2 separate regions of the Homo sapiens genome follow, and region 1 is linked to region 2. A link is an interaction called in ENCODE POLR2A ChIA-PET data of the cell type or tissue named here. Cell type or tissue: Caco-2. All regions are shown on one strand. Each heading gives the region's core, and the rest is flanking DNA. Links, peaks and the distances in the headings are about the cores only.

Region 1 (15,473 bases), core at 4,547-12,546, 150 kb before region 2:
AAAAAAGGACTATTATTCAGAATGTATATGATTTGGAATCATATGCATTCTATAGGATTCAAATCATATAGACAAATTTATATACAATCCAAACTGTATATTGATTAGAAAAAGATAAATGGCTCAATAAGAAATTAGGCAAAAGATATGAACAGACAATTCACAGAAGATGAAATCTAAAAGGCCAATAAATACATGAAAAGATGCCAATCTCAGTAGTAGCCGGGGAAATGTAAATTAAAGCAAAGCAAGGTACCATTTTATATCTCTAAGATTGGTAAAAAAACAACCATTTGCCAAAGTATTTGAGAAGATACAGAGCAACATGTACACTGTGGGCGGAAGTATAAATTGATGCAACCATTTTGGATAGTAATTTAGTAATTACTTATCTAGTAAAGATGTGGAAGTACTTAACCATCAATTCCACTTAAGAGATTCTCCCATGTGTACATAAGATATGCAGAAGAATATATTATAGAATTATGTGAAAGAAGAAAAAACCCAGAACAACCTAAATATTCACTAAGAGAAAAACAAATAAGTAAATATCACATAACTGTGAAAAGAAACCAAAACAAAAATTTCCAGGAAATTTTTGAAAAGGAAGTGAAAAGTTGACTTTGGCTGTGAAAGTCCTATAATATTTTTTAAATTTTTTTTTAAAGTAAAAAGAGAGGAAGAGAGAGAAAGAGATACTTGTTTATCTTCTAGTCTACAGAAACTAAATTAACAAGTACTTTTGATATGATTTGTATTGGCCACACTAACTCCTGAAGGAGACAAACTATGATCTTGTCAATCCTTCATCTATCAAAACAGATGGGGAAGAGTCGTTTGCTAACAATTTATTTTCTTTTCTTTCTTTCTTTCTTTTTTTTCTCATCAGTCTTGACAACTGTTGAAGGTGCTAGAAGTTTGGTGGTGCTGTCTTAAATGTCTGGCCTGAGTGGGCCTGGCATTCAGAAATACAGATGAGAAGGGGGAAGGGGAGGTGGGTTACGGCGGGTGGAGCAGGAAGGAATGTGGGCCCCCCTAGTGTGTGTCCCTGCTGGGGAACTGCCTCGCCACCCAGGCTTCATCTAGCATAAGGCTGCCAGCCACCTGCTGCCTCATGTGTGCTGTCCTGGAATTCTTATTACATCTCAGAAATCCTGCTCTGGCCAGTGATGAAATTACAGACAGCAGAGTCCAGCCTTGCCTATGTGACCTGAGAGGGGAAACCTCTCTTCTGGATCCCAGTTTTGGAAAATCTTCCAGGCCTCTCTGCCAGGGCCTTGTCCTCAGTTGTCTTCCTGATCTGGGACCAACTGAGAAGCCCTGAACTGTTTACTGCCCCCTCCTTTCCCCCTGGAATGCATCTATTGACTGTCACCACACCCTCCCATCAAGCCAGCAACAGGTAATAAGCATCAATAAAGAGCAAGACCTGGGGCTGGCATTGAACACAAGCAACTAGATCAGATCTGGCTTCCAAAGAGGTTGAATGAAACGAAGTGTTATTTTATTTTTTAAATCTTATTCAGAAAATATTTATTGAACCGTACAATGTACTTGGGGGGAAACATGGAAAAAGATTCATACCTTGTTCTCAGTGTTGAAAGCTCAGAGCAGAAGATAGACAAGAGAATGGATGATGACTTTTGGATGAGATAAGGGCTAGGACAGGTAAGAGCAAGGTACAATGGCACCTACTGGAGACCCCAGGAGACCTAAACCTGAGAGCTGGGGAAAGCTTCCTGGGGAAATGACATCTCAACTGAGACCTGAAGGAACAGGACTTAGCCAGGTGCTCTGTGTAGGGGTTGAGGCAGAGTGGGGGTGACTGTTAGGAAATAGAGATTGAAATTATAGACAGAGCAAATAGCAAGGGCAAAAGGAAAGAGCAAGGCCAAGAATGATTTGGAGGGGGAAATACTGGAGTCAAGGAAACTAGGTAAGAGATTGGGAATGAAAGGCATCCTTTGCTTCAGGGAGTCTATGGGAAGAGGCTTTCTTCTTCTCTCTCCCCTTCTCTTTATTTTCTCCTTCTCTCTCTTTTGTTTTCCCCCTCATTAAATACTTTGTGATTCTTCTATGCATTTAGGAGTGTGTTGGTGACTCCAAATGAAGGAGATGGTGGCAGTGGTATTGGGGTAGGAAGTGGTGTGTGGTAGGTAGAATAATGGCCCCCCTAAAGGCGTTCATTTCCTAATCCCCAGAACATGTGAAAATGTTACTTTATAAGACTTGGATTAAGTTAAGGATCTTGAGATGGGGAGGTTATCCTTGATTATCTGGGTGGGCCCAAGGTAATCACAAGAATCCTTAAAAGATGGAAGAAGAGAGAACTTTGTTGAAACTGTAGGGGCCACGGGAAAATTCCCCTTCACTCTCTGAAGGTTTGCTGAAAAATCAACTCACAAATGGCAGATTACTTGGAGAAAAGGCATATAAACATATTTAAGGCTTATTTATTTAAGGCTCTATGTATAACACAAGAGCCTTCAGAATGAAGACCCAAAGATACAGGGGAAATTGTCCATGTTTATGCTTAGGTTCAGAAAAGTATGGACAGCCATGTAGAAATATGATTGGACAAAAAGATTATGATCTAATGCTAATGTAATTTCCTCATGGGTTCTTCTTGCCTGCTGCCCAGAAAAGCCAGTTCACTGAGAACAGCAGGTGTTGCAGCAAAGAAAGAGTTCACTAATCACAGGGCCAGTCAAGCAGAAGGACGGAAGATAATTCTCAAGTCCACCTCCCTGAGAACTCAGAGGCTAGGGTTTTTTAAGGGTAGTTTGGTAGAGGCAGAGCTACGGAATGGGTATGCTGATTGGTTGGGTTGGGAAGGAAATCACAGAGGGTTGAAGCTGTCTTCTTGTGCTGAGTCAGTTCCTGGGTAGGGGGTCACAAGACCAATTGAGACAGTTTCTTGGTAATGGGTTAACTGGTCTGGATGGCACCAGCTGGTTCATCAAAATGAAAGGTCTGAAAGATACCCTCAAACACCAATTTTAGGTTTTACAATAGTTATGTTATCTATAGGAGCAATTGAAGAGGTTACAAATCTTGTGACTTTTGCTTCTGAGGCTGCTTCTGAGACCTTCATTTTGGGATATTATTTTCTGGGCCCCAACAATGCTCTGCTGTTTTCTTTGAAGCTGGAGGAAGGGGCCACAAGCCAAGGAATGCAGGTGGCCTCTGGAAGCTAGGGAAGGCAAGGAAGCAGATCCTTTTCTAAAGCCTCCAGAAGGACCACAGCCCTGCTGACATCTTGATTGTAGGAGTTTTGACCTTCAGAACTATAAGATAATAAACTTGTGTTGTTTTAATGCACTAAGTTTGTGGCAGTTTGTTACAGCAGCAATAGCAAACTATACGAGGTGAATAGGCTCCAGAGTGGTTTAGGAAATAATTTGATTAGAAGGAGGAGATGAGAGAAAGGCCTCCTTGGATTTCTGGGTCAGGCATTAAGGTGAATTGAGGTACCATTCCCTGAGCTAGGGCCCAATGGCGAGGGGATGGCGGGGAGGGCTGGTGATGGCATATTCACTTTTGGACATGTTGGGGTTGCAGTGTCCATGGGAGTTCAAGGTGAAGGTGTCCAGTAAGCACTTGTCTGTTGGGACAGGGGCTGGTCTGGAGGCTGAGGGTGTTCATGGTCATTGAAGTCACAGCCCAGGTGGTGGGGCCATGAGAGTGACATTGAGAGGAAAAGAGAGCTGGGGCCAGAGCCTGACATTTGAGGGAAGATCTCTTTGTAGGTCGGGAAATAGAGCAAAACATGCCTCTGCGGGATTGTTTTTTGCTTTGTAAACTTTTCAACCCTTGTATATTCTTTGCTCCCTGGTGTTTTTTCAAAACTTTATCTTGTGTACAAATGGGCAGATTTCGGTTCTCCACTCCTGGACTATCCCTCTCATTCCTGCTAGTGCCTTCCCGAATACAGAACGCCATTGAGGGGGGGATTTAAACTGTTTCTGGACTCCAGTTGCCTCTCTTGTGACCCTGCTTTCTTTCTTTCTTTCTTTTTTTTTTTTTTTTTTTTTTGAGACGGAGTCTTGCTCTGTTGCCCAGGCTGGAGTGCAGTGGCATGATCTCGGCTCACTGCAACCTCCTCTGCCTCCCAGGTTCAAGTGATTCTCCTGCCTCAGCCTCCCAAGTAGCTGGGATTACAGGTGCATGCCACCACTCCTGGCTAATTTCTGTAGTTTCAGTAGAGACGGGGTTTCACCATATTGGCCAGGCTGGTCTCGAACTCCTGACCTTGTGATCCACCCACCTCAGCCTCCCAAAGTGCTGGGATTACAGTCATGAGCCACTGTGCCCAGCACCTGACCCTGCCTTCTATGCTAGGCTCCTGCTCCCAAGCGTCCTCTGCAGAGGCTCACAAAGACAAGCCTCAGTGCTAGCTCATGATCCCAGCAATCTCCCTGCACGCCACTTCTCCCCACCCTTCTCTGTCCATGTCTTGACCTGTTCCTACCTACTTTTTCCTTGGGTTCTCCTACTCACATTTTGAGTCTTGTTGCTGGCCCCGTCCAGAGGAAGCAGCCTTCCTGACTCTGTACCTGGCATAGCAACCTTAGCTTAATTTTGCCATTTCAGGATTTGAGAACCCCAGGCCCACTCCCCAACTTTTGCACTTACTGTTCTCCCTGCCTAGAACGCACTTCTAGAAGGGACCTCTGAGTTGGCCTGACTCAACTTTCAAAGCAGTGTAGGATTTTTGTACACCAAAGGTAGTTTTGCTTTCTCTATCACATGGATTGTACACAACTGTTTACTTGTTTTCGTCTCTCTTCTTGATCACAAATTCCTTGTGAGCAGGGACCCTGGTTTATTCATCTCGTATCTTCAGCACCTAACATACCACGTGGTTCAATAAATTTTTCTGTTGGACAGAACCCTTCTAGACTGGATCATTATGTCTTCACTCTGACAGCGAGGTGAGCGTGCGTCGGAGGAAGATGTTTTCCTCGCCTGAGTCCTGACAGGCAGTGTACTAATTAGCAACAGGTGAATAGCAGCACGCAACCCACATGCTTCCCTTACATAACACGCAGTCTTCTCCTGCTCCTCGCTGTCTCCAAGCTTTGCACAAGCCCCGGTTGCCTGCTCCTCTGCACCAGAGGTTGCAGGGATCACGCATCTCTTGGCCTCTCTAACAGATACCTGTGCTTGGCCTCACATATCTGGCTCGACAACCTGAGCCAGGCAGCCAGCAGGAAGGAATCGCCTCTGTCCTGGAATGTCTTGGCAGGTCTGGAATCCAGTTAGGGAGAGTGCTAGTTGGAATGTTTGGCTGGGAGGAGCGAGGAGGCTAAGGGATAACTGCATAACTGAGTCTCCAGGGCTCTAAAATCCCATTTTTCCTGGGGTTAGGGAGGAGACTCAGGGTTGAGAAATGCAAGATAATTGAATTTGGAAAGGAAAAGGAGATGGAAAGCATGTGAGCAACCTAGCTGCTGCTGGCGGATCACATGCCGGCCTCTGAGCACTTGTTTCCAAAGGCAAGAGCCAGCTGGTGTAGGTCTTAAGGGTACTTCTCAGTTGCCTCAGACACACAGCTCAGGGGAAGTCAAATGCAGCCGGAGCCCCCCTCCCCACATCTCTGTGTACTGTTTTGCACTCCCCTCAACCTAGAAAAAGAAGGAAGACTGAGTTGATCAAATTACATGCTGGCCCTGCTGTACCTCCTCCTCACCCCCAAGGTTAAAATTGTGGATTCAGTAATATGCATAATAACCCCGGAAACATTGAGTTCTATGGCACAGAAACCTTGTGCATTTCTGCAAAGGCAGTTTAAATACAAAAGCCAAAAATAGACCCATAAATAGCACAAGGGTGAAATATTTAAGACTCTGATAGCTCAATGGGCCTGCCGTTTTGCTAAACAAGTGGTTCTCAAACGAGATCGCAAGAAGGGCTTATTAAAATACAGATTGCTGGCCCTACCCCTACAGATTCTGCTTCTGTAGGTCTGGGCCGGGCAGACCACTGGGTCAGGTTCTGAGATCCCCAGTGATGCTGATGTTGTTGGTCCAGGGAACCTTGCTTTGAGAACTGTCTTTTTTTTTTTTTTTTTTTTTTTTTAAACAGCTAAAGAAACTTATTTAGAGAGAAATACGTAAAACAAATAGACAGAAAAGCTGCTATGTGAAAACCGGGCCTCAGGGCAGTCACAAGCAGAAGCCTGCAGATACTTTACATTGTCCCTTGTGTGGTAGGGTAGGTCACCCTCTCCCAACGGCTTTTCCAAAGGGTACCCTGGGATTCACACCCTTTCCGCTTTGTGGCTCCTACAGTGCCCCTTCCCCACAGTGCCTACTGCATCCAAACTCTTGGTACACAGCTAAGGAAAGGTGAATCTAGGATGCAGTCCACCAAAGACTATGGGATTTAGAGTTTAGAAAGTTCAGCTTGTATAGGCTGGGGCGGGGGTGGCTCACGCCTGTAATCCCAGCACTTTGGGAGGCTGAGGCGGGTGGATCACCTGAGGCCAGGAGTTCGAGACCAGCCTGACCAATATGGTGAAACCCTGTCTCTACTAAAAATACAAAAAAAAAAAAAAAAAAAAAAAATTAGCCAGGCATGGTGGTGTGTGCCTGTAGTCCCAGCTACTTAGGAGGCTGAGACAGGAGAACTGATTGAACCCGGGAGATGGAGGTTGCAGTGAGCCAAAGTCACGCCACTGCACTCCAGCCCGGGCAACAGAATGAAACTCGATCTCAAAAAAAAAAAAAAGAAAAAGAAAGTTCAGCTTGTATCAACCAAAAATATCACCAAGTTATTTCCAAGCCTTTCTAGTTTTCTGTTCCCTTCCATGACCCCAACCCTGTCTTTAAGTCTAGTGACTTTAAAAGCCAATATTTCTCCTTGAGTGATTTCCTCCACTCTTCCCCAAGAACACACATTTCTCTGCGGAAACTGAATTATTGCTTTTGTCCTTAGTTTCCTGGAAGAATCAAGATAATTTTCTGCATGGCCTTCATGTCAACTCTTTTGATTTCACTCCAGTATTTCTCTCTCATAGGCTCTCAATTCTTTCATGGAAACTTCCTGAGTTAAAGTCCGCTACGTCTTCCCCACTCTGAGATTACAGCATCAATTTCATCTCCTCTTGAGAATTCTCATTCCTCGCCCAACCAGCTGCCTTGGCCTACTTTAGACCACTTTGCTGTGAGAGGAAGTCACTCTCTCCCCTGGGGTTAAGCTCTCACTTTCTAGCCATAACCTCACATCTGTCACTCAAGTGCAACCCCTGCCCCACCCCCACTTTCCTCTGGTGGATGAGCATTGTGGTGGAGAGAGGGTGGAGGGATGGGAATAAGTGGGGGTGGAAGATGGGAGAGGTGGAGATTATTTGTTACTGAAACATTCATTTTAGGAAAAATCAGATCCTTGATTTCCTTCCTTTATGCTTAAAAAAAATGCAATTTGGTGTTGTCTTTAATTTGGGGTGAGGTTCCTTAATGGGTCCTGTCTTCATGGTCTCTGAAGGTCTTAATCAGACTGACTGCTGCAGCCCAGCGATCAAATCTTATGACTCCAGGATATTTCAGCGGGAGAACCTTGCACATTGCTTAATGAATGGGCTGTTTTAGTTTTACACTGTTCAAATATTTGCTGAAGGAAAGAGTGAATTATGCTCCATAGGCCTTAGCTTAGCTGGATGGTGGGATTCACAATTACAGTGTCACACCTCACGTAGACTCTACCTCAGAAAACATCTTACATTTAAAAATATTTTTGAGGTTAAAAAAGGCAAAATCTGCAAAACTTTTTTTTTTTTTTTTTTTTTTACCTCCACAAAGAAAACCTCAATGCCTCCTCCCCTCAGCCAAGTATAAAGAGTGTAATTTTCTCCTTGAGGAAAGTGACATAAGTCATCTGACAGGGCCTGCATGATCCGGGTCACTCACTGCAAGTGCTCCGGCAGCATCTTCCTAACACAGAAGCTTCCTGAGATTGCACATTGGCATCCGTTCGTGGTAAGGCTGGAGGATGGAGCTGTGCTATTTCTTACCTTAGGACTTATGAAGCAAGCATCTGTGGAAGCCGGGGTGACAGAGTCCAAGGTTTAGCTTGGGATCTGCTTCAAGGACAAAGACTTTTGTGTCATCTGAGCAAATATTAGGAACTGGTCACTGCTGTGTGCCACTCACAGCTCACATCTGGGTGTTAGGAAATCCAAACCTGCAGCCAAGGCTGTCATTCTGGCTGGGTATGAATGTATCAGCTACAAGAGGCTGCAGCCAAGTGCAGAAATCCAGCCAGCAGCTAACCCAACACAGAAGAGTCACTCTAAGTGCAATGGCCACCCTCTTCCTCTCCTGTTCTCCTGCTCCAGAGGGGAACTTTCTAGGGGTCATCCAGATGATCGTCTCTGGACAGCCTGAATTAGAACCACTGCAGAAACCAAGTGTGCACAGCTGAAACCACCCTCTGCCCCGGCCCTTTACCAAGCAGACTGGTCAGCCCAGCGAGGCCCCCAGCATATGGGGCTCAGTTCTTCAGGCTGCCTCCTTGGAAATGGCAGAGCAAAATCACTGCAGGCTGGGTGCATGCCCTCCCCACCCTGGGGCATGCCAATGGGGTCAGTGACAACTGTTTCCAATTAAGGGCTTTGCTGAGAAGAACAGACTGTGTTCTGGAAATAAAACCCCCTTTAAAAATGTCCACTTCATCCTGGACTCAAGATAGGAAATTTCAATGTTCCTAACCAGAAAACGTAAAGGCAAAGGAAAAGCTGGAGAGTCCCTTTTCTAAACCTTCTTTAGAGATATTTAAAGCAAAAATAATTCTCCATGCCTTCCCGAGGGAGCTCTTTAGGCCCAGGGTTGTTTACTCGACTTCTCTTGCTGATTTGGTGGCATGCGTGGGCTCATGCGCCCCTCTGCAGTAGGGTGTACATCCAGGAAATCGTGGAGTAGGGGTTTTGTCCAGGACACCACAAATGAGGCAATCCAAGTGACCATTTGTGGGACAGGTCATTACGAATGCCTTTCTTTTCTAGGGCAGGAAACTGAAGCTCTTGGGAAGGTGGAAGTTGCACGTGGTCTCACAGTCAACTGTGCCAGAATAGGAGGCCAGGAACCATCTCTGCTGGAGGAAGACCCACCACGCATCCCTTCAAGAATGCCAAGGTCCAGAGCAAGTGCTTCCCTTCTATGGGCACAGGAGGGCTGTGGGAGCCCACAGAATGTGCTTCTGGCCAGAGGTATGTGGCATTCTTTATAATAATGGACATTTGGGAGCATTTACTATGTGCTAGGCACTTCTCTTGACATACATTAACTTAATTAAGAAACCCTATAAAGTAAGTGCTATATTATTGCTATTTTACAGATGAGAAAACTGAGGCCCAGAAAGGCTAAGTAATTTGTCCAAGGTCACTCTTGTAGGAATTGGCAGAGCCATGATCTGAACTCAATCAAGTCTGATTCCAGAGCCAGTGCTGTTAGTTCCATGCTCTCCTGTCTCATGCCCCTCACTCTCTGGGTTTTAAGGACAGTTATTTACTTAGTCCATTGTATGACTGAGTATGTTCATGTACGTGATTCCATTTGATTTCTTTCTACAGCAGCCCTAGGACGTAGGTAGATTGAACAACATTGTCCCTATCAGGCGGTGAGGAAACTAAGACAGAGGTCAAGCATCTTTTTCAAGGTCACCTTATTAGTAATAAACTACTCAGGCTCCTGATTTTGAAGAAATCTTTGCTCCATTGACCCACGTGGAGTTAATCCTATGTGTAGGGTTAGAAACAAGGAGTAATGCTCAACACCCGATTTGCAATCTCAGTTGATTTAAGACCCAGGACTTACCTCCTACACATCATGACCTCCTTGCAAAATAGAATGGAATCATCGCCTCCAGGTGATACTAGGTTGCCAGGACAAGATGGGCCTGACCTTCCTCTGGTGATGGGTGTTGACCATAAGGCCACATGAGAAACTGAGTGCTAGGTCACAGTGCTCCCGGAACTGGCCTATGGGTGTGCCCTGAAGAAGTAGAGCAATGGCAGTCCTTGTTCAGATTACCCTGTCTTCCTGGGTTGCTCCAGCATGTTCTCTGTAAGAACTTCAGTCATCTTCCTGGCATGAGAGAATCTCAGGTCTGGTCACCATCAATAAGGAGGGTCCCCTTTGGATAGAGTGGCTATGGGCCACCTGACTAGTGACTAGCTTCCCTTGGTCCAGTGTATGGATGCTTTTGGCCTGAGCCAGGTTACAAGGCTGATTTCATTCAAGGTGCAGGACACTGTCCAGAACAACTTCACTGAAAGAGCCTCCTGGACCCCTTTGCTCTGAAGGGGGCTGAGGACTTACTGCCAGGCAGTAAGCTATCAGTGGCCTGTTAAACACAAAGATAGAGCTTAGAAGAGGCCTTGGAAATGACATTTTATTTTATTAACAATATAGGCCAAGTTTAAAGCGTCACTGGAACTGTTCACTGCTGAGCTGGAAGCAGAACCAGGCTTCTGACTCCAGGTCCGGCACACTACTGCTGCTCGCAGGAGATGTCTAGATTGCCTAGTCAAACAAGCCTCTTAGATTAAGTACAAAGGGATGTGGAGTCTACTATCCGCTCCGCTGGAAGCTTGCTGAGTACTACCCAATAATTTTTTTTAAAAGCAGGACTTTCTTGGGTATCAACATTTCCATATCTTCTCTCCTTTCCCAAATCCCTGCTCTGTAATTTGAGATGCTTCCCTGATCTCAGACTCAGTGCAGACACAGTACAGAAAGGATGAGAAGGCATGAGGAAACCCCAAACAACAGAGCCAGGAATCTGTCTGCGGAAGGGAGAGATGCTGGAAGGGTCAAGCAGGTGGGGAGGTATCAGATGCCACATGTCTGCAGTGGCGACCCTGCTGCCCAACGCCAACCCTGCTTCTTGGCAGCATCTGCTGGACCATCAGAGGCATGATTCAGCCAGAGGACACATCCGAACCCGTTAGGCATGGAACACCAAGTAAACAGCCCCTAGGAATGTCTCTGACTTGAATTTCAGCTCATTTACTTGGGAGCATCTGTCCTCTCTGGTTGGGGAAAAGAGGAATAGGGGATAGGGAAGGCTCAGCTTACAACACCCTTTGGCTAAAGGAGGCTGCGTGGTCTGGGGGGCAGTGGTTCTTGGGATGTTTGGTGGGGGTACTGCAGGGACAGAGGGTGGGGCAAGGGGAGACTGAGGGGAAGGCTATTCCTGGCACCCCCACATCCCTGGCTCTCAGCTACTCAGCTGCTATCTGCTCCAAACAGTGCAATTCTGCTTGAATTTCGTTTCAAGTGAAGGTTCTGTGACTAGAACTTTCTGAGAAGCATTGAACTCATGGAGATGTGTAGGATGAGAGCAAGCAAGGTTTTGAGCTCATACCTGCCAACAGCTTCTGAGTGACCTTCATCAAAGCTACGCATCCCAAGAGCCAGACTTCGGTCATCTCCACTGCAAGGAAGATTTGCGTGGGCTCTGTCCTGTCTTCCCACACGGGAAGGGGGTCAGGGCAACTGTCTAAGCAGGTGACCCTGCCTTGGAAATGCTTTCATCTTGAGGGCACTCAGACCAGCCCTCCAACCCGCCCCCTCTCCCCTCCTATCCCAGATGAACTCAAAGGTGTGACACTAACTGGAAAGATAAAAAGGATGATTAAAAATCAAGGTATTGGCCAGGTGTGGTGGCTCACGCCTGTAATCTCAGCACTTTTGGGAGGCTGAGGCGGGCAGATCACCTGAGGTCGGGAGTTCGAGACCAGCCTGAGTAACATGGAGAAACCCCGTCTCTGCTAAAAATACAAAATTAGCTGGGCGTGGTGGCGCATGCCTGTAATCCCAGCTACTCGGGAGGCTGAGGCAAGAGAATCACTTGAACCTGGGAGGCGGAGGTTGTGGTGAGCCAAGATCATGCCATTGCACTCCAGCATGGGCAACAAGAGAGAAACTCCATCTCAAAACAAAACAAAAACAAAAACAAAAACAAAAAAAAATCAAGGTACTATTATCACATAAGTTGACAAGGAAGAAGAAAAATGGGAGAGGACAGAGAGGGGGAGGAAGAATTCTGAGTCTTTTAGCCATTGATATTTACTGTCTAGTCAAGCAAGCTGCTTAGATTAAGTAGAAAGGGATGCAGAGAGTTTGAGACAGTTGCTGCTGGCTCAGGTTAGGTAAAGCACACTAATTAGAAAGGGTGGTAAGTGGCAATCATAAAAAAGTCAGGAAACAACAGGTGCTAGAGAGGATGTGGAGAAATAGGAACACTTTTACACTGTTGGTGGGACTGTAAACTAGTTCAACCATTGTGGAAGTCAGTGTGGCGATTCCTCAGGGATCTAGAACTAGAAATACCATTTGACCCAGCCATCCCATTACTGGGTATATACCCAAATGACTATAAATCATGCTGCTATAAAGACACATGCACACGTATGTTTATTGCGGCATTATTCACAATAGCAAAGACTTGGAACCAACCCAAATGTCCAACAATGATAGACTGGATTAAGAAAATGTGGCACATATACACCATGGAGTACTATGCAGCCATAAAAAATGATGAGTTCATGTCCTTTGTAGGGACATGGATGAAATTGGAAACCATCATTCTCAGTAAACTATCGCAAGAACAAAAAACCAAACACCGCATATTCTCACTCATAGGTGGGAATTGAACAATGAGATCGCATGGACACAGGAAGGGGAATATCACACTCTGGGGACTGTGGTGGGGAGGGGGGAGGGGGGAGGGATAGCATTGGGAGATATACCTAATGCTAGATACGAGTTAGTGGGTGCAGCGCACCAGCATGGCACGTGTATACATATGTAACTAACCTGCACAATGTGCACATGTACCCTAAAACTTAAAGTATAATTAAAAAAAAAAAGAAAAAAAGTATCTAAAAATTATTAAAATATATTCAAGCAACTCCAAAAAATAAAAATAAAAATGAATTTTAATAGCAAGTTAAAAAAAAAAAAAAAAAAAAAAGAAAGGGTGGGAAGCCAGAAAAGACATAATTACCCAACTGATTCCAAATGAGGCTCATTGAGCCAATAGGAAGTTCACCATTGCAACACACCCTACTGGAAAGGTCAAAATCACTGAATGCAAACTGCAGCAGGTCAGGAGTGTACTCTGATATTCAACTGAAGACTGACAGGTCTCCAAAAAAAGGACCAGCACCTTTGCTGACTGCTGAATTCCCAAATGCAAGCCTGCTCTCCAAATTCCATGACGAGCATAACGCTTGCTGTTCTGTGCAGTTATCTATTAAAGGAAAGATGACTTTTGAAAACAACATTCTCTAGGTAGTAGGTGTGCAAGTAGGGGGATTTAAGTGATCTGTGGAGTAATGATGATGACGGAGAAGATGAAACTAAAGAGGGAATCAGAACAAGATTATAGATGGGTTAGCAAATCTGGATTATTTAACAGTAGTTTTTGGAGAATACCTATGCCCCCAACAATAAAGGTTATGGAAGAAAAAAAAAATCAGACCTAATGTTTCCATGAAGATTCTTAGTAGAAGATGCATTTTAGCCCAAGGAGATGATAGCATAGTAATTCAAATCCCTTGTTCCCATGACTAAAAATAAGGATGATTAAAGAATGGAGTCTTAGCTCTCTGACATCCCAGATAGTAGGCCTTGTCCCTGGACTTGCAAATTGAGCAAGGCAAGCACAGTGGAGAAAAAGAAATGCCTTTATATTTAGATTGTTTTCCACCCATTACTAAGGCAGTAAGGTTGAGGACCACAAGGTCACTCTTGGATCCTCATTGGGCCTTCTTCTGGCTGACTGCTTTCTGAGAGGGTCATTGTGCATTCCCGAAATGACTCCCTCTGGAATCATCCACCCTCAGACCATCCGTCCACATGTCCCAGTATCTACTGTAGCTGGCAGTAATTTGCATGCCCTCTGGAATTTCTTGGGCTGTATCTCCAAATGCCTGCTGCACTATTTGGAATGTCATCCTCATCTCACAGCATCTTGTCTCCAACCGGGGATTTCTCGCATGGCGTTCACTGCATTTACCTTGAGGGCTGACATTGCCACAGCTGTGCAGAGGAGATAGAGCCTATAGATGCATGAAGCCATCCCTTCAACAACTTCTCAGACACAGCAAAATAATTCCAGCAAACAGCAGAAACCAAGGAGTGTCTTCCATATGGAGGCCAATCAGTGGACACATGAATCCTTACGGGCAAGGCTAGTTGCATTGTTTTAAATAATTCTGATCAGGGTCAAGGGTAGTACCATGACCAAATGGGGCAGTAGAAGACTGCTCAGGACTGGGGAGGAGGAGACGTGGGGGATATAAGTACGTCTTGAAATATCCTGACCTGGGCCAGGGAAGGACAGGTTTAACACCATTTTATGATGGTGTGTGTGTGTTTAAACTACTTTTGGAATTCCTCTATATTAAATTATCTGAAACTTTGACATTACAGCAAGTATAGGGTATAAATTGCTATGTATTCTATCTGCTGTCTATTAGAGGTCCATAGTTTATGGCAGTCTTTGACCCATATGGGTTGGCTATCACAAAACTGCACAGAATCCTGTGAAAGGTAAGGACAGTTTATCAAACTCCCCTGCCAGGTTTTTCAACCCAGAACCCCACATAGGGATCCATACACACACACACACACACACACACACACACACACACACGCCCCACTATAGGACTTCACTATTATCTATGTTGAGCCCCTGTTTCTGCTGTGTTGGGAAAGGGAGATGAGATGTTAATAATATCTGCACTTACTTGAGCATGCACGGGTTTTTTTTGGCGGAGGCACTGAAAATTGGGCAACCAAACTTAGAAAAAGTGACCCTGCCATCTAGAAATCTCGGGTGATAAGGCAGCACAATTGAACTTGTATTGTTGGTATCCTCAAGACTTCTTCTTGGTTCCAGTCATCCTGGAGAACCCAGGAGGGCAGGACCCTCACCTCCCATAAACTCGAGATACCTATGGGTGGGCTGACTCCGGGGGGCCCCTCCATGAGAGAATGAGGCCTGCACACAGCTGCAGAGGACCCTGGATTGGATAATGAGGGTGATTGTGACATACAGCATGGTAGGAAGAGCCTGATCTAGAATCTGGACTCCACCACCTCTGAGGTATGTGATCTTTCCCACCTGCCTTAAGCTCCGAGCCTCAGTTTGCTCGCTTGGTGGAAGGAGCAGAATTGTCTAAAGTGACCCCAGGGGCTTTCCCTAGGTTGCTTGGGCTGGATGGGAGATTCCTATCTCCTCTCTATTGGAGAAGCTGCATCTGAACCTAGCCCATGGCCTTAGCAGTTCTTCCCCTGACAAGAAGGTCTCTTCTGTCCTGTGGGCTCCAAGGGCCAGGCAGTTGGCACTTTCAGACAACTTCTATAAACAGCTGGCAAATCCAGACTGCATTGCACCAGAGTGCCTTGTTGAATTTGTTTTTACTTGTAGGATATGAAAAAAGAATGACAGGTGCAGTGGGG
Region 2 (15,473 bases), core at 2,613-10,612:
ATCATGTTGGCCAGGCTGGTCTCAAACTCCTGACCTTAGGTGATCTGACTTCCTCGGCCTCCCAGAGTGCTGGGATTACAGACGTGAGCCACTGCACCCGGCCAATTTTATGCTGTTTAAAATAATACATAGATTTTTTTGGCTAGGTGAGGTGGCTCACGCCTGTAATCCCAGCACTTTGGGAGGCGGAGGCGGGTGGATCGCCTGAGGTCAGCAGTCTGAGACCAGCCTGATCAAGGTGAAACCCCATCTCTAGTAAAAATACAAAAGAATTAGCCAGGCGTGGTGGCAGGTGCCTGTTGTCCCAGCTACTCTGGAGGCTGTGACAGAAGAATTGCTTGAACCTGGGAGGTGGAGGTTGTAGTGAGCCGAGATCGTGCCACTGCACTCCAGCCTGGGCAACAGAGCAAAACTCTGTCTCAAAAAAAAAAAAAAATTAAATATATATATGTATAATTTTTTTAGAGTGTAAATGTGTTTTTTAGGCTGCATAATATGTCAGTATATGGCTAAAATAACTGTTCGGCCACTTTCCAGTTTTGAGGTACGCAACATTAATTTTTGCCACCAGAATAAAATTAGTGTCCTTATTTCCTTATAATAAATCCCTAGAAATATATTTAACCATCGTATAACCTCTTTAAGGCTCTTAAAAAATATGTGCTAGAATAAACTTGAATACTTAGATACTGTTTTCACTTGGGTATGAAATATAAATGTTGAGGTTCAAGTACTAGGCACTAACACGTTACTTAGCTTTTGTGGGATAACTAATTTTTTTATAAGTAGACTGAATAGACTGAATCAAGGTTACTTTCCATGAAAATTTGTTTCAAGTTTTTGTTTGGAATGTGAATAATAAAATATACTTTTCATTCCTTTTGAAAGGTGAATTATTCTTTGTTCTCTTTTTATAAGTTTAGTTTTGGGTTGATGTAATCTAACATTAATGCTACATTTTATTATAATGAAGATTTGTAGCACTTTTTTATTATCTTAGTTTATAATTAAGCTTGAAATTTGCTGAGGATCTAGGTCAGCCCTGAAGTGTAAATTTTGCTGTTGGAATACATGCTGAGTGTCTGAATTTGGCAGATTTAAGATAATGTGTGATTAGACAACAAAAAGACAGGTGTCTTATTTAAATAGACTTTTTTGGTTTTTTTTTTTAGAGCAATTTTAGCTTCACAGCAATATGAAGCGAAATTGTAGTTCACGTACTCCCTGCCACTCCATATACACACTGTCCCCCGCCATCAGCGTTTCACCCACAGTGGTGCTTTTGTTAAAATCAATGAACCTTCACTAACACATCATTATCATCCAAAGTCTATAGTTTTACATTATGGTTCACTCTTGGGGTTGTATATTCAATGGTTTTTTTCATAGATGTATAATGACAGGTATCAACCAATTTCGTATTATAGAGAATAGTTTCACTGCCCTAAGAAATCTTCTGTGTTATGCCTGTTCATCCCTCCCTATCCCCCTAACCCCTGGCAATCACAGGTCCTTTTACTAAGACACCTTTCTTTTGTTAGGCCGTGTGGCAAATAGATATTAGGTAGGTACCTTAGTGTTAATGTGTGGAGAGATGTTTGAGAAGCAGGTGATCATCTTTAGGTGTCTTTTAGCTTTGACCTTGAAAGACCCATCTGGGGGCTAGCGTAGGGAAAACTGACTTGGAACTGTGAATCACAAAAATGTGTTGGGGGGCTGAAATCTACTTGTCTTAGTAAATTTTTGGCATTGAAGAATGGAAATAAAATCACTATTCTATACACAGGACGTAACTTCAGTTTAAAATCTTAGAGTGGTGTGGAATTTAGAGACTTTTAATTGTAGGCAATCACTAAATGCTAGTACAGTATTTACAGGTATCCTAATGAAATTTACATACAATTCTCTTTTATTCATTTGCTTATATCAGTGTTTGATGGAGTACTTTATCTGTATTTAGTCCATATTTGGTAGAGAAATCACCATGGGGAGTAAGTAGATAGATGCAGGTGTATCACATCATTGTTAGGCTCCATTATACTTTTGAAATCTATTTGCTACCCTTCTCTGTAAAAGGCTGTAGACTAGATATGGTGACAAATATGTAGACACATTCTGTCTATTTGAAAGGCCTGTCTTTGTCTGTGCTAATAAACTTGGTTGCATAGTGACTGGCCAACTAATATAGGTGAATTTTCGAGTTAACAAAGGTTTTCTGCCCAGTGGGGTTTTTTTTTTCCTATTTTATTTATTTTTTATTATTATACTTTAAGTTTTAGGGTACATGTGCACAATGTGCAGGTTAGTGACATATGTATACATGTGCCATGCTGGTGTGCTGCACCCATTAACTTGTCATTTAGCATTAGGTATACTCCTAATGCTATCCCTCCCCCCTCCCCCCACCCCACAACAGTCCCCAGAGTGTGATGTTCCCCTTCCTGTGTCCGTGTGTTCTCATTGTTCAGTTCCCATCTATGAGTGAGAACATGCGGTGTTTGGTTTTTTGTCCTTGCGATAGTTTACTGAGAATGATGATTTCCAATTTCATCCATGTCCCTACAAAGGACATGAACTCATCATTTTTTATGGCTGCATAGTATTCCATGGTGTATATGTGCCACATTTTCTTAATCCAGTCTATCATTGATGGACGTTTGGGTTGGTTCCAAGTCTTTGCTATTGTGAATAGTGCCACAACGAACATACGTGTGCATGTGTCTTTATAGCAGCATGATTTATAGTCCTTTGGGTATATACCCAGTAATGGGATGACTGGGTCAAATGGTATTTCTAGTTCTAGATCCCTGAGGAATCGCCACACTGACTTCCACAATGGTTGAACTAGTTTACAGTCCCACCAACAGTGTAAAAGTGTTCCTATTTCTCCACATCCTCTCCAGCACCTGTTGTTTCCTGACTTTTTAATGATCGCCATTCTAACTGGTGTGAGATGGTATCTCATTGTGGTTTTGATTTGCGTTTCTCTGATGGCCAGTGATGATGAGCATTTTTTCATGTGTGTTTTGGCTGCATAAATGTCTTCTTTTGAGAAGTGTCTGTTCATATCCTTTGCCCACTTTTTGATGGGGTTGTTTGTTTTTTTCTTGTGAATTTGTTTGAGTTCATTGTAGATTCTGGATATTAGCCCTTTGTCAGATGAGTAGGTTGCGAAAATTTTCTCCCATTTTGTAGGTTGCCTGTTCACTCTGATGGTAGTTTCTTTTGCTGTGCAGAAGCTCTTTAGTTTAATTAGATACCATTTGTCAATTTTGGCTTTTGGGTTTTTTTTTTTTCTTAAACTTCTAAAAAACCAACTAATGCTTTCTTTACAATAAGAGCAAAACTATTGTTTGTTTTAGCAAAATCACCAACCTCCACACTTGGTCATTGTGATATTTTAGCAGTTATTACTTTTGAGTTCTTTTTTAAAGTGTTTTACTTGGTTCATAATTTTTTTTTTTTTGAGATGGAGTTTCGCTCTTGTTGCCCAGGCTGGAGTGCAATGGCGCAATCTTGGCTCACCGCAACCTCCGTTTCCTGGGTTCAAGCAATTCTCCTCCCTCAGCCTCCTGAGTATCTGGGATTACAGGCAAGCAACACCACTCCTGGCTAATTTTGTATTTTTAGTAGAGATGGGGTTTCTCCATGTTGGTCAGGCTGGCCTTAAACTCCTGACTTTAGGTGATCCGCCCTCCTCAGCCTCCCAAATTGTTGGGATTACAGGCGTGAGCCACCGCGCCTAGCCAAGCTTCATAATTTTTATGGAATTTTTGTGTTACGTATACTTAATACTCTTGAGTTGTCGGAGGTATTTCCCCAAGCTATTTGATTATCATATTTGCTTATAAACTAGGTAAGGGCAGGGCCAGGCATAGTGGCTCATGCCTGTAATCCTAGTACTTTGGGAGGCTGAGATGGGTGGATCACCTGAGGTCAGGAGTTTGAGTCCAGCCTGGCCAACATGGGGAAACCTTGTCTCTACTAAAAATACAAAAATTAGCTTGGCGAGGCATTGGGCATCTGTTGTTCCAGCTACTCTGGAGGCTGAGACAGGAGAATGGCTTGAACCCAGGAGGCAGAGGTTGCAGTGAGTCGAGATCTCACCACTGCACTCCAGCCTGGGTGACAGAGCGCTCTGCCTTAAAAAAAAAAAAAAAAAAAAGGTAAGGGCAGATGTAAGACTCCTGAGTAAAATGCTTAAATTTCATTCATTCAGGAAATATTTACAAGGAACCTGCTAGGCTAGGTGTCAGGCACTGTTGTAGGTGCTGGTAGAGAATGGTTAACAGGGTGATTGGGATCCTTACTTTAGTGGCACACTCATTCTGTGGAGTGGGAGATATCAGGTACACATTTAAACGAATGAAAAAAGGTTGTTTTAGGAATTGAAAAAAACTATGAATAAACCTGTTTCATTAAAGTGTTAAGGAAAGGGATCTGTGATTTAGATTGAGTGGTCAGGGAGGGCCATGCTGAGGAGATAACATTTGAGCTGAAGAGCTGGATGATGGAGACATAAGCCATGTGAATTTCTAGGGACAGAGCATTCCAGATAGGGGACAACACAGGACAAAAATTCTAAGGTGGGAAACAGGGTTAGCTTCATCAGGGAACAGCAAGAAGGCCAGATTGTCCAGGCTTTGGGAATGAATAGGAGTGTGTTGTAAGATGACATGTGCTTTATAAGGCCCTCTGCTATGGAGAGGAGGCTGGGCCCAGATCGCATACGACTATAGAAGCCATGGTAAGGTATTTAAGGGCTTTCTTCTTTTGTTTGTCTATTTTCTGCTTATGATGGGAAACTAAGTGGTAAATTGGCAATCCAAGAGGGGAGACATTTAATAAATAAGTACTTACATAAATATTCAAGTGATAGATTAAAATTTGGGGAGTATAGAATGACTAAACTTGGTTGGAAGCCTCAGGGAAGATTCTTGTTCCTGGAAAGTGTCTTTTAAGCTGAGATTTAAGGAGTAAGTGTGAATTTATTAGGAAACAACAAAGGAAAGAGTACTCTAGGCAGAGGAATATTAAAGCAGAGTCTAGAAAGAGCTTAGCAGCATGAGGATCTGATGAAAGGTTAGTTTGGCTACCTAGTTTAAACCTGGGGTTCCCAACCCTAGGGCCGTGGACTGGTACTCGTCCGTGGCCTGTTAGGAACTGGGCCGCACAGCAAGAGGGGAGTAGCAGGCGAGCGAGCATTACTGCCTGAGCTTCGCCTCCTGTCAGACCCATGGTGACATCAGATTCTCATAGGAGCGCGAACCTTATTGTGAACTGCACGTGTGAGGGATCTGGGTTGTGTGCTCCTTATGAGAATCTAACTAATGCCTGATGATCTGAGATGGAACAGTTTTATCCTGAAACCACTGCTCCCCCTTCTGTGGAAAACTTGTCTTTCATGAAACCAGACCCTGGTACCAAGAAGGTTGGGGACCGCTGGTTTAAAGAGAAGAATAGCACCAAAAGAGGCAACAGAGATTGGCGGTGAGTACGGGACCTTATAGAGCATGTGTAGGATTTTAGTCATTAGTCCTCTGTAACAGTGATTTTAAGGAGGGTAACCTGGTCAACTTTACATGTAACTATATTATTTAGTTGCTACTCTGTGGAGATTAGATTGGATTGGGTAAGAGGACAAGAGTATTAATGAAGGGAAACCAGTTAGATGCTACAGTGTGAGGTACTGTGGCAGTGACAAGTGCAGGAATATTATCAATAGAGATTCAGAAATGAAGACAAATTAAGAAGGTGGTTATTGATTAGATTTAGGGGTAAGTAAAAGACACGTAGACGTATCTCTATATGTCAAGGACAGCCAGCAAGTCTGTGCCAGAGCAGATGGGTGGATGGCAGTGTCAGTACGCAGCTACACTGGTCAAGTGAAAATCACCATAGCATTTTGGCATTTCAAGGGGAAAATAAAAGCTTCTCCTGTTGGATTGGTTATTTTGAAATTACTGTTAACTTACACCTATGGTGCTTACTGCGTAGCATACATATTTCAACTCATTGAATCCTGATGACAACCCTATGAGTTAGGTAATGCTATGCCTGTTTGACACACACCCATTTTCCAGATGAGAAAACAGGTGCAGAGAAGTTAAGTGACATGCATCGAGGCAGTTTGCTCCCTACTTCATGGTCTTAAACCACTAATTAAGCTTAGAAACTTATACCGTTTGCATCCTGTTTTGTTATTTATCTGGACCTACCTAATGAGACGTTAATTTAGAATTTAACTGTATTGCAACTTTTCCTGGAAAGTTCACTTTTTGCATGCATTCAAATAGCATACCTGACTATTGCTATATACCATTGATACAGGCAGTGATAATGTCCCCTTTAACTAAATATTGATTGCTTTTACTTTCAAAGATTCTCCTTTGAAGTGGCTTGCTCTTTATAATGCATTGTCATTGTTTTCAGCACATTTTGAAATAGTGCTGTTGACTTTGCTATATACAGTTAAAGGTGCCTCGTGATGTGGAGGTAGAGGCTCTAATAGTCTTTGCAAATCAGATAAGTGAGATGCTTCTTTTGGTAATAAGATTAAAAATCCACTAATGTAGTTATATAATCTTTGCTCTGTGAATATTGGTTATGTGGATAAGGTATTACTGAACTGTTCACTAATAATGTACCACGCCTTAGTGGACTGGCTTTCTCCTCAGAGTAGGACAGTCATTGATTGCATTGAAAACAGTGGATACCGTATGTGTCCTTAGAGTGGAAACTGACACTTAGTAGACAGGCTCAAGGAGGGGATCTCTTAGAAATTTTGATGTGGGAGAAGATAAGGTCCCCAGGAGTAACTAGTTGCTACGTGGGATCAAGCAGTTGGTAGAGAAGAAAGTCAGACAAGGTATGTGTCCTCTGAAGCTAGGTGTTTTTTTTAAAGAAGAACAGAAACCTAGACTTTGGAAGTTTATCTCTGCTATTTACATTCTCTGTACTTCTTCGTCACTATTCAGTAAAGTTATGTCTGCAAAGGTTACCTTATTTTAATGTGTTGTGGTGAACAAAGGAAGGGTTTATATGGCTGTTTTCGGGAGCTATAACAGCTGTAGTGTTTGGTGAGAAAGAGCTCCAGTGGGAGATGAAATTCTGAGATATAAATGCATCTCACTGACTCTTCTTTAATGAAACATTAATCCTGTGCTTTGCTTTAATGAGGAGGCTGTAGTAGTACTAGGTTACTGTTATTAAATTAGGGACTCATTGTAAGTATCATTTTTGGAAACTTGTTAGAACCCTAATTTTCCCCTTTAAGTTTCAGAATGAAAAATAACATGAATAATTTTTTTTTGTTTGTTTTTTGAGACTGAGACTCACTCTGTTGCCCAGGCTGGAATGCAGTGGTGCAATCTCAGCTCACTGCAACCTCTGCCTCCCAGGTTCAAGCGATTCTCCTGTCTCAGCCTCCCAAGTAGCTGGGACTACAGGCGCCCGCTACCATGCCCAGCTAATTTTTGTATTTTTAGTAGAGACGGGGTTTCCCCATGTTGGTCAGGCTGGTCTTGAACTCCTGACCTCAGGTGATCTGCCTGCCTCGGCCTCCCAAAGTGTTGGGATTACACCCACTGCACCCAGCCACATGAACAATTTTAATATATGTTTTTAATGTTTGTAAAGTAGAGTAATGTTTGTGAATTTTCTAGGTGATGCTTACAGGGAAAATTGGGATTTGAAGTATCAGGTGAAATTGATTTTTCCCCTCTTTAGTTTATGTGTGCATACAGTTGGAAAAGTTATTTACAGAATAATACAGGGCTCAGAAACAGGTGCTGTTGACATGAACATTCTCAATGAAGTTAAGACTTCATTGAGATAGAGGCCATATTTAGTATTATTGTTTATCTGTATGTATAATGGTGTATGAGTCCATTTTCATGCTGGTAATAAAGACATACTTGAGACTGGGCAATTTACAAAAGAAAGAGGTTTAATGGAATCAAAGTTTCACGTGGCTGGGGAGGTCTCACAATCATGGCGGAAGGTGAAAGGCACATCTCACATGGTGGCAGATGAGAAGAGAGCTTGTGCAGGGAAACCTCTTATAAAATCATCAAATTTCGTGAGACTTATTCACTATCATGAGAACAGCACAGGAGAGAGCCTCCCCCATGATTCAGTTACCTCCCACTGGGTCCTTCCCACAACATGTGGAAATTGTGGGAGCTACAATTCAAGATGAGATTTGGGTGGGGACACAGCCAACCATATCAAGTGGGAAATCTTATCAGCATTCTTTGTCCTGTCACAGAGGGAGTGAGAAATCCAAAGGAACATTATAATGATCTATAATGGGGGGAGGGGGCAATTACTTACTTGAAATTTTGCTTTAGTTGTGGTCCTTAATGAAAGTTCGTAATATAGGGATTAAAGTAACCAGTTTCTTTCTTTTTAAATTCTAGGTGAGAATTATGAAGATGATGACCTAGTAAATTCTGATGAGGTTATGAAGAAACCATGTCCAGTACAGATTGTTCTTGCTCATGAAGATGACCATAACTTTGAACTTGATGAAGAAGCTTTGGAGCAGATATTGCTACAGGAGCACATACGAGATCTTAACATAGTAGTGGTATCTGTGGCAGGAGCTTTTCGTAAAGGGAAGTCATTTCTACTGGACTTCATGCTTAGATACATGTATAACAAGGTGAATAGTCTTTTAAATTGAACCCAATTAAAAAGAAAAAAGTACCAACCATGCCTGTTAAAAAAATAGACAAAAACCAGAACTATATCTTTTTTTTTTTTTTTTTTTTTTTTTTTTTAATTTAAGTGGTCTCACTCTGTTACCCAGGATGGAGTGCAGTGGTGTGATCACGGCTCACTGCAGCCTCAACCTCCCAATCTCAAGCAATCCTCCCACCTCAGCCTCCCGAGAAGCTAGGACTACAGGCGTGTGCCACCATGCCCAACTCTTAAAAAAACTTTTTTTTTTTTTTTTGTAGCTATGGGGGTCTCACTTTGTTGTCCAGGCTGACAGAACTGCATTTTTAATTCTATAGAAATATAATTCTTTATAGGACTTCCTGGTCAATACAGTAATGTAAGTTTGAGCTCTTGATTCTTCATCGCCATAATTCCCTTCTGCATATACTGCATATGGAAACATATAATTGAGCATCTGTGTTCCAGGCATTGTGGCTCTAACCCAAGTTGTCTGAGTATATCCTAGAAGTCTCTGAAGTACTGTTTATCTTCTTTCCCTTTTTGTTACTTCTTCACACTTTCCTTTTGGCCACCTTTACAGTGAGTAAAGTAGGTGGATAGAGACCTTTGAAAAAGTATATCTGTGTTCCTCAAACAAGTCAGTTTTAGTGACTATTACCTTTGGAGATAAAGTCCAGTTCCTTAGAGTGGCTTCTGCAGCCATCCATGATCTCTGAATCTCATCTCTTGCCCTTCATATGTCAAATAAACTATAGTTTTTGCTGTTCCTTGAGTATGCCATGTTTTTTCCTCAAATATTATGGTATTCTTGGCTCATCTTTTCATGGGGGCCTTCCCTGACATCTAGGACTATATTACATCCTCTTCCTAACTCATGGTACAGGTTGTATGTTTTATTGATATTACTTTAGTTGCTTATTTTTTTCTGGCTACTTTAATCTCTGTCATGGGTGGGCCCTCTGTTGATTATCAAGCACCTGGCACAAGAACTGGGTCTTAGGAGATACTTACATTTTAATTGATGAATCTCTTTCCCTTCTATACATTTTCACTTTGAGATGGTACCAGACAATTGCTACTTACCTATCTCTCCCTGACTCTGACTTTCTCTCCTGAAAAAAAAAAGCAAAAAAAATTTTTTCACTCGAGTTGGAATGTTTTTCTGATAATTGCAAGTTGGACTGAGGGAATGGGAGTTTGAAAGGGAACAGGAGAAGGAATTGGAAATTTTGGAGTGGAGCACTTAGTGGAATTGCTATATAGGGAACTTTTGACATTCAGAAGCCACATGAATTATTAGAAATAATACTTTGACAGAATTAGGTAATTGTCTAAACACCTGTCAGGGTGCTCACCTTTATGAGTTCTGTGACATTTGTAATTGGGTGTGCATTCTCTTCGAGGTAAGAAATAAGGTAAACATTCTCATTTGGTTTTCCAGGAAGCTTTTCAGTAAAGTTTTTTCATGGCGATCATTTCAGGCTTTCTCAAATATACCTGAGTATCAATAGCATAGTTTATATTAGAAAACTTTGTTTTACATGTTTGGGACATTGAGAAAGGTACATCATTTTAAAGTTTGTCTCATTGATTGAGACGTGATCTCACTCTGTCACATAGGCTGGAGTGCGGTGGTGTGAACATGGCTTTTAGTGTCAGTTTAGTAGACTGCAGCCCAACCTCCTCTGCTCAAGTGATCCTCCCACCTCAGCCTCCCAAGTAGCTGGCACTACAGGCATGCACCACAATGCTTGGCTGATTTTTAAATTTTTTGTAAAGATGGGGTTCTCACTATGTTGTCCAGGCTGGTCTTGAACTCCTGGCCTCAAGTGATTCTCCCACCTCAGCGTCCCAACGTGTTGGGATTACAGGTATGAGCCACCATGCTCAGCTAAAGTTTTCCTATTTAGACTTGATCTAGAATTTTACATCTGAAATAGAGAAATGTTTAAGTAGTGGCATATTTTTTAAAAAAACTGTACATTTAAAGATGATAAAGGATTTCTATATTTTGAGGTCCTCTTAAGTCCTTAAGTTAGCTTGTGTATATTGTATCTATCTGTGTCTAAGCTGTTTAGTGCAAATGTATTTTGTTCCAAGTAGGTCACAGACAGTAGAAAGTTAGAAGGGGAGGGAAGCTTAGATCACTTATCTAGGAATGACAGATAAGTTTCACCTCAGGTGCCATTTCTGTTTCCATCTCTGATCAGTTAGTAGTGGCTGTTCAGAGTGGAGTAGCAGCCCCCCATTGCCGTGTATTTGCAATCTCTGCACAAACGGAACTCTCTTTTCCTGGGGGAGTTGCAGAAGCCATGCAAAGGTTATGATGGCTTGAGTGAGGTTATACATCTAGTTAGTGGCTTCTAAGCTGAAATGTCTTTATTGGCTTTCATTTATAGTATTGCCCTATAGAATTCCTGATATAAATCACCTTATTCTGTCAATCAAAAATTGCATTTAAATGGTATCTGATTTTTGGATAATGTGCCTCCACTTAAACTGATCATGTGGTGGGTCATGCTTTTCCTATGAGATGAAAGTAAAGAAGGAGAAATAATGGGGTAGTTGGATTTATTTTATTAACCTGTATGCCTGCACAGGTGGGATGCTAGCTGAAAGAAGTAGAGTAGTGACATACTGACAGTTTAAGTTTTCAGTGTTGACTTGAGTCAATGTATGTAAGTATGCAGTTGATGAAAGTAGTGAGTAGTTTTATAAGAGGAGATTAAAATCTGTAATCAAAGACAGAATTGGTGGGTATGGTTATGGTGTGGGGGATGTTGGCTTTCCCCTCCTAAATAAATGTTACACTCAAGTATTCTATGCCCTGCCCCCCCCACTTCTAATTCTTATTTGCTTATTTAGGGGTGTGCTTTAGATAAATGTATCTTTTCCTTAAAAATTTTTTTCCTTTGAAGTATAATTTACATGCAGAAAAGGTGCACAAATCTTAAGTGTACAGCTTGATGAAATTTTACATAGGTATACACCCTTACTACCACCATCCAGATGAAAATACAGAACAACCCCCACTTTGTGTTCCTTCTCAGTTAATGTCTACCCCCCCCCCCCCCCCACCAAAACTAACTGCTGTTCTGAACTTTTCACCACAGGTTCATTTCACTGTTTTTGAACTTTACGTGAATGAAATCATACCATAGGTATTATGTGTTTGGCTTATTTTGTTAACATTATAACTTTGAGATGTACTCATGTTTTTGCGTTATTTTTGTTGCTTTAATATTCTACTGTATGAGGGCAGGGTGTTGGGGCTCACGCCTGTAATCCCAGCACTTTGGGAGGCCGAGGTGGGTAGATCACCTGAGGTCAGGAGTTCGAGACCAGCTGGGGCAACATGGTGAAAACCCATCTCTACTAAAAATACAAAAATTAGCTGGGCGCGGTGGCATGCACCTGTAATCCCAGTTACTTGGGAGGCTGAGGCAGAGGAATCACTTGAACCTGGGAGGTGGAGGTTGCAGTGAGCCGAGATTGTGCCATCATACTCTAACCTGGGCAACAAGAGAAAAACTCTGTCTCAAAAATAAATAAATAAAATAAAAATAAATATTCTGCTGTATGATTATGCCACATTTTGCTTATCCATTTAACTGTTGATGGGTTTTTGCTTTGATACTACAATTTTTTGTCAGCTGATTTTTTAGAAGTGTTTTTTTCATTTTTAACACAATATTAGAGGTCATATTTTTTTAAGTTTTCAAACACATTTTTTATATTGGAATATAACAAAGAGAGCCTGTATACCTGAATCCTTTACCTAGTTTCTTCTAATGTTATCATTAGTGTGATTCATTTGCAAAACTAAGAAACCAATATTGATTGGTACATTACTATTAACTAAGTCCTTGACTTCGTTCCGGCTTCTGCAGTTTTTCCATTGGTGCTCTTCTTTCTATTCCAGGATCTCTAATACAGAATACGATTCCTAGATTTAGCTGTCATGTCTCCTTAGTTTCTTCTGGTCTGTGAGTTTCTCAGCCTTTCCCTTTTTTCATGATCTTGACTTTTTTTTGAGACGTAGTTTCCCTCGTTGCCCAGGCTGGAGTGCAGTAGCGCAGTCTCGGCTCACTGCAACCTCCGCCTCCTGAGTTCAAGCGATTATCTCGCCTCAGCCTCCTGAGTAGCTGGGATTACAGGTGCCTGCCACCACACACAGCTAATTTTTGTATTTTCAATAGAGATGGGGTTTCACCATGTTGGCTAGGCTGGTCTCAAACTCCTGACCTCAGGTGATTCTGCCCGCCTCAGCCTCCCAAAGTGCTGGTATTAAAGGTGTGAGCCTGGTGATCTTGACTATTTTGAGGCATACTGGTAAGCTATTTTGAAGAACGTTCCTCAATTTAAGTTTGTCTTACATTTCTGTCATGGTTAGACTGGGGTGATGGGATTTTGGAAAGAATACTCCTGAGGTCAAGTACCCTTCTCATCACATTGTATCTGGGGGTATGTATAGTCACGTGGTACTGCTAGGAATGGTACTCTTCACCTGTTGGTTAAGCTAGTGTTTGCCAGGTTTCACCACTGCAGACTTGATATTTTTTAGTCATTAATTCCACCCCAACCTCAAAGAACAGGGAAAGAGGAGGATTAAGCTCTACCTTCTGATAGGAGGAAGACATCTAAATATATTATTTAGGATTCTTCTGTTGGGAAGAGGTGTATCTTCTCCCTATTTATTTATTTATTCATTCCATCCTTTATATCAGTGTGGGCTCATTTATACTTGAGTTACAATCCAAAGTGTTTACTTTAAAAAAATAATTTTAACTTTTATTTTAGAATCAGGGGCTATATGTGCAGGTTTGTTACTAGGGTGTGTTTCCTAATGCTGATGTTTGGGGTACAATTGATCTTGTCACCCAGGTATTGAGCGTAGTAACCAATAGTTTTTCAACCCTTGCCCTCTTCCTCCCTCTCCCCTCTAGTACTCCCCGTTGTCTGTTGTTGCCATCTTTGTGTACGTGAGTACCCTTGTTTAGCTTCTACTTTTAAGTAAAATCGTGGTATTTGGTTTTCTGTTCCTGCATTAATTTGCTTAGGCTAATGGCCTCCAGCAGCATCCATGTTGCTGCAAAGAACATAATTTCATCCTTTTTTATGGCTGCATGATTTTAAACCTTTTCAAAGTGAAATAGATTATTCCAGTGTCTGTAGGAACTGTTAGAAAAATGCTGATTAGATTGTCACGTCTCGCTGTTGTAGTTTGAAATCTAGGAATCAGTTTACAATGGTCAAAACTTAATTTAGTAGAATTATATAATATACATGAAACTAAACACAGTGCTTACGATATTGATGCTAAGTAATGGTGATAGCTATTATTACTAAATTCTCCTAGATAAGGATTCTTAATTCTCTATGGAGTTGCTTCTACTTTTATACCATTTCCTGTTTTTTCTTTGTAAAACTTTATTATGAAGAATTTTATTAATAAATACATGTAAAAGTAGGCAATAATATAATAAATGCCCATATACTAAACAATTTTTAGCACTTATCAATTCCAATCTCATTTCATCTATAATCTAACTCAGTCTACACCTTATATATTATTTTGAAGTAAATCCCTGTGATCAATTAATTTATAAATATTACAGTATGTGTCTCTTAAAAATAAGGACTTTTTTGAACATTACAATAATATAGAAATAATAATCCCTTAATATTAATGTCTTTTAAGTGTTCAATTTTCAAGTTGCCTCAACTGCCTTTTTTTTTTTTTTTTTTTTTTTTTTTTTTTGGAGACAGAGTCTTGTTCTGTCGCCAAGGTTGGAGTGCAGTGATGTGATCTCAGCTCACTGCAACCTCTGCCTCCTGGGTTCAAGCAATTCTCCTGCCTCAGCCTCTCAAGTAGCTGGGTTTACAGGTGCGCACCACGACACCTGGCTAATTTTTGTATTTTTAATAGAGATAGGGGTTTCACCATGTTGGTTAGGCTGGTATGGAACTCCTGACCTCTAATGATCCTCCCACCTCAGCCTCCCAAAGTGTTGGGATTACAGGTGTGAGCCACCATGCCTGGCCACCTCAACTGCTTTTCGTTTTTGTTTTTGTTTTTTTTAATAGTCCACATTGTGATTGGTTGTCTTCAAAGTGTTTTAATGCATTTTAGGTTTCCCTCCCTCCCTCTCTTTTTCTTGGCAATTTATTTGTTGAAGATACTGATTGTTGGTTATAGGGTTTCCCACTCTGGATTTGCAGATTACATCCCGTTGGTGTAGTTTTACATGTTCTGCATTCTGTGAATCTTCTGTAAGTTGTTAGTTGAATCTAGAGACTTCATCAGACTCAAGTTTGACGCTCTTTTGGCAAGAGTACTTCATAGATGATGACGTATTCTTCCATTAGGAAGCACATACTATTTTGTGATGTAACGGTTTTTGAATCTTTACTGAATTCTTGGTATTTTGATTACTAAGCATTTAGCAGGCATTATCTTACTTAGTATTCAGAAATAACCCTGTGCAGTGATAATTATATTTCAACTTGGTAGTTGAAGAAACGAGACTCAAAGTAAGTGGCAAGACTTAAATTCGAGACTAGGCAATTTGATGCCAGAGCCTTTATTCTAAAAACTATTATGTAAAATTATGTTTGGTCATTTTCCCATATATCTACAATAAGTAAAGTACAGGTTACTTTATAGGATATACCTACACTAAATTATTCTTTTATAAATATTTACTTTGGTTTACTTCAGAGTTGAACTAGACTGATGGGAGGATATGTGTGAGTACAAATGTAACTTTTCTTGCTATGCACTGGTA

The links. Peaks named below come from ENCODE experiments on the same cell type or tissue, not always from the same donor. Only the 100,000 strongest peaks of a DNase experiment are listed, where the experiment ranks them.
Region 1: POLR2A ChIA-PET joins it to region 2 with 12 read pairs; 2 of 35 experiments call an interaction of 5 or more read pairs at or near these places.

What each region holds. Positions count from the first base shown.
Region 1 is chr2:38,490,010-38,505,482 of GRCh38, reverse strand. LINC02613 (long intergenic non-protein coding RNA 2613) reads left to right here. Exons shown (of 5, transcript NR_110259.1): 2 at 9,005-9,208. Among named protein-coding and RNA genes, the nearest start is that of LINC02613, 18 kb to the left of the region's middle. In Caco-2, for the core only: no CTCF peak of the experiment used is centred there; DNase peaks (open chromatin) are centred at 5,212 and 8,051.
Region 2 is chr2:38,336,460-38,351,932 of GRCh38, reverse strand. It overlaps ATL2 (atlastin GTPase 2), which reads left to right. Exons shown (of 13, transcript NM_001135673.4): 2 at 8,421-8,665. Among named protein-coding and RNA genes, the nearest start is that of ATL2, 33 kb to the left of the region's middle. RefSeq lists an enhancer at 1-383 and silencers at 6,640-6,840, 8,500-8,700. In Caco-2, for the core only: no CTCF peak of the experiment used is centred there; no DNase peak of the experiment used is centred there.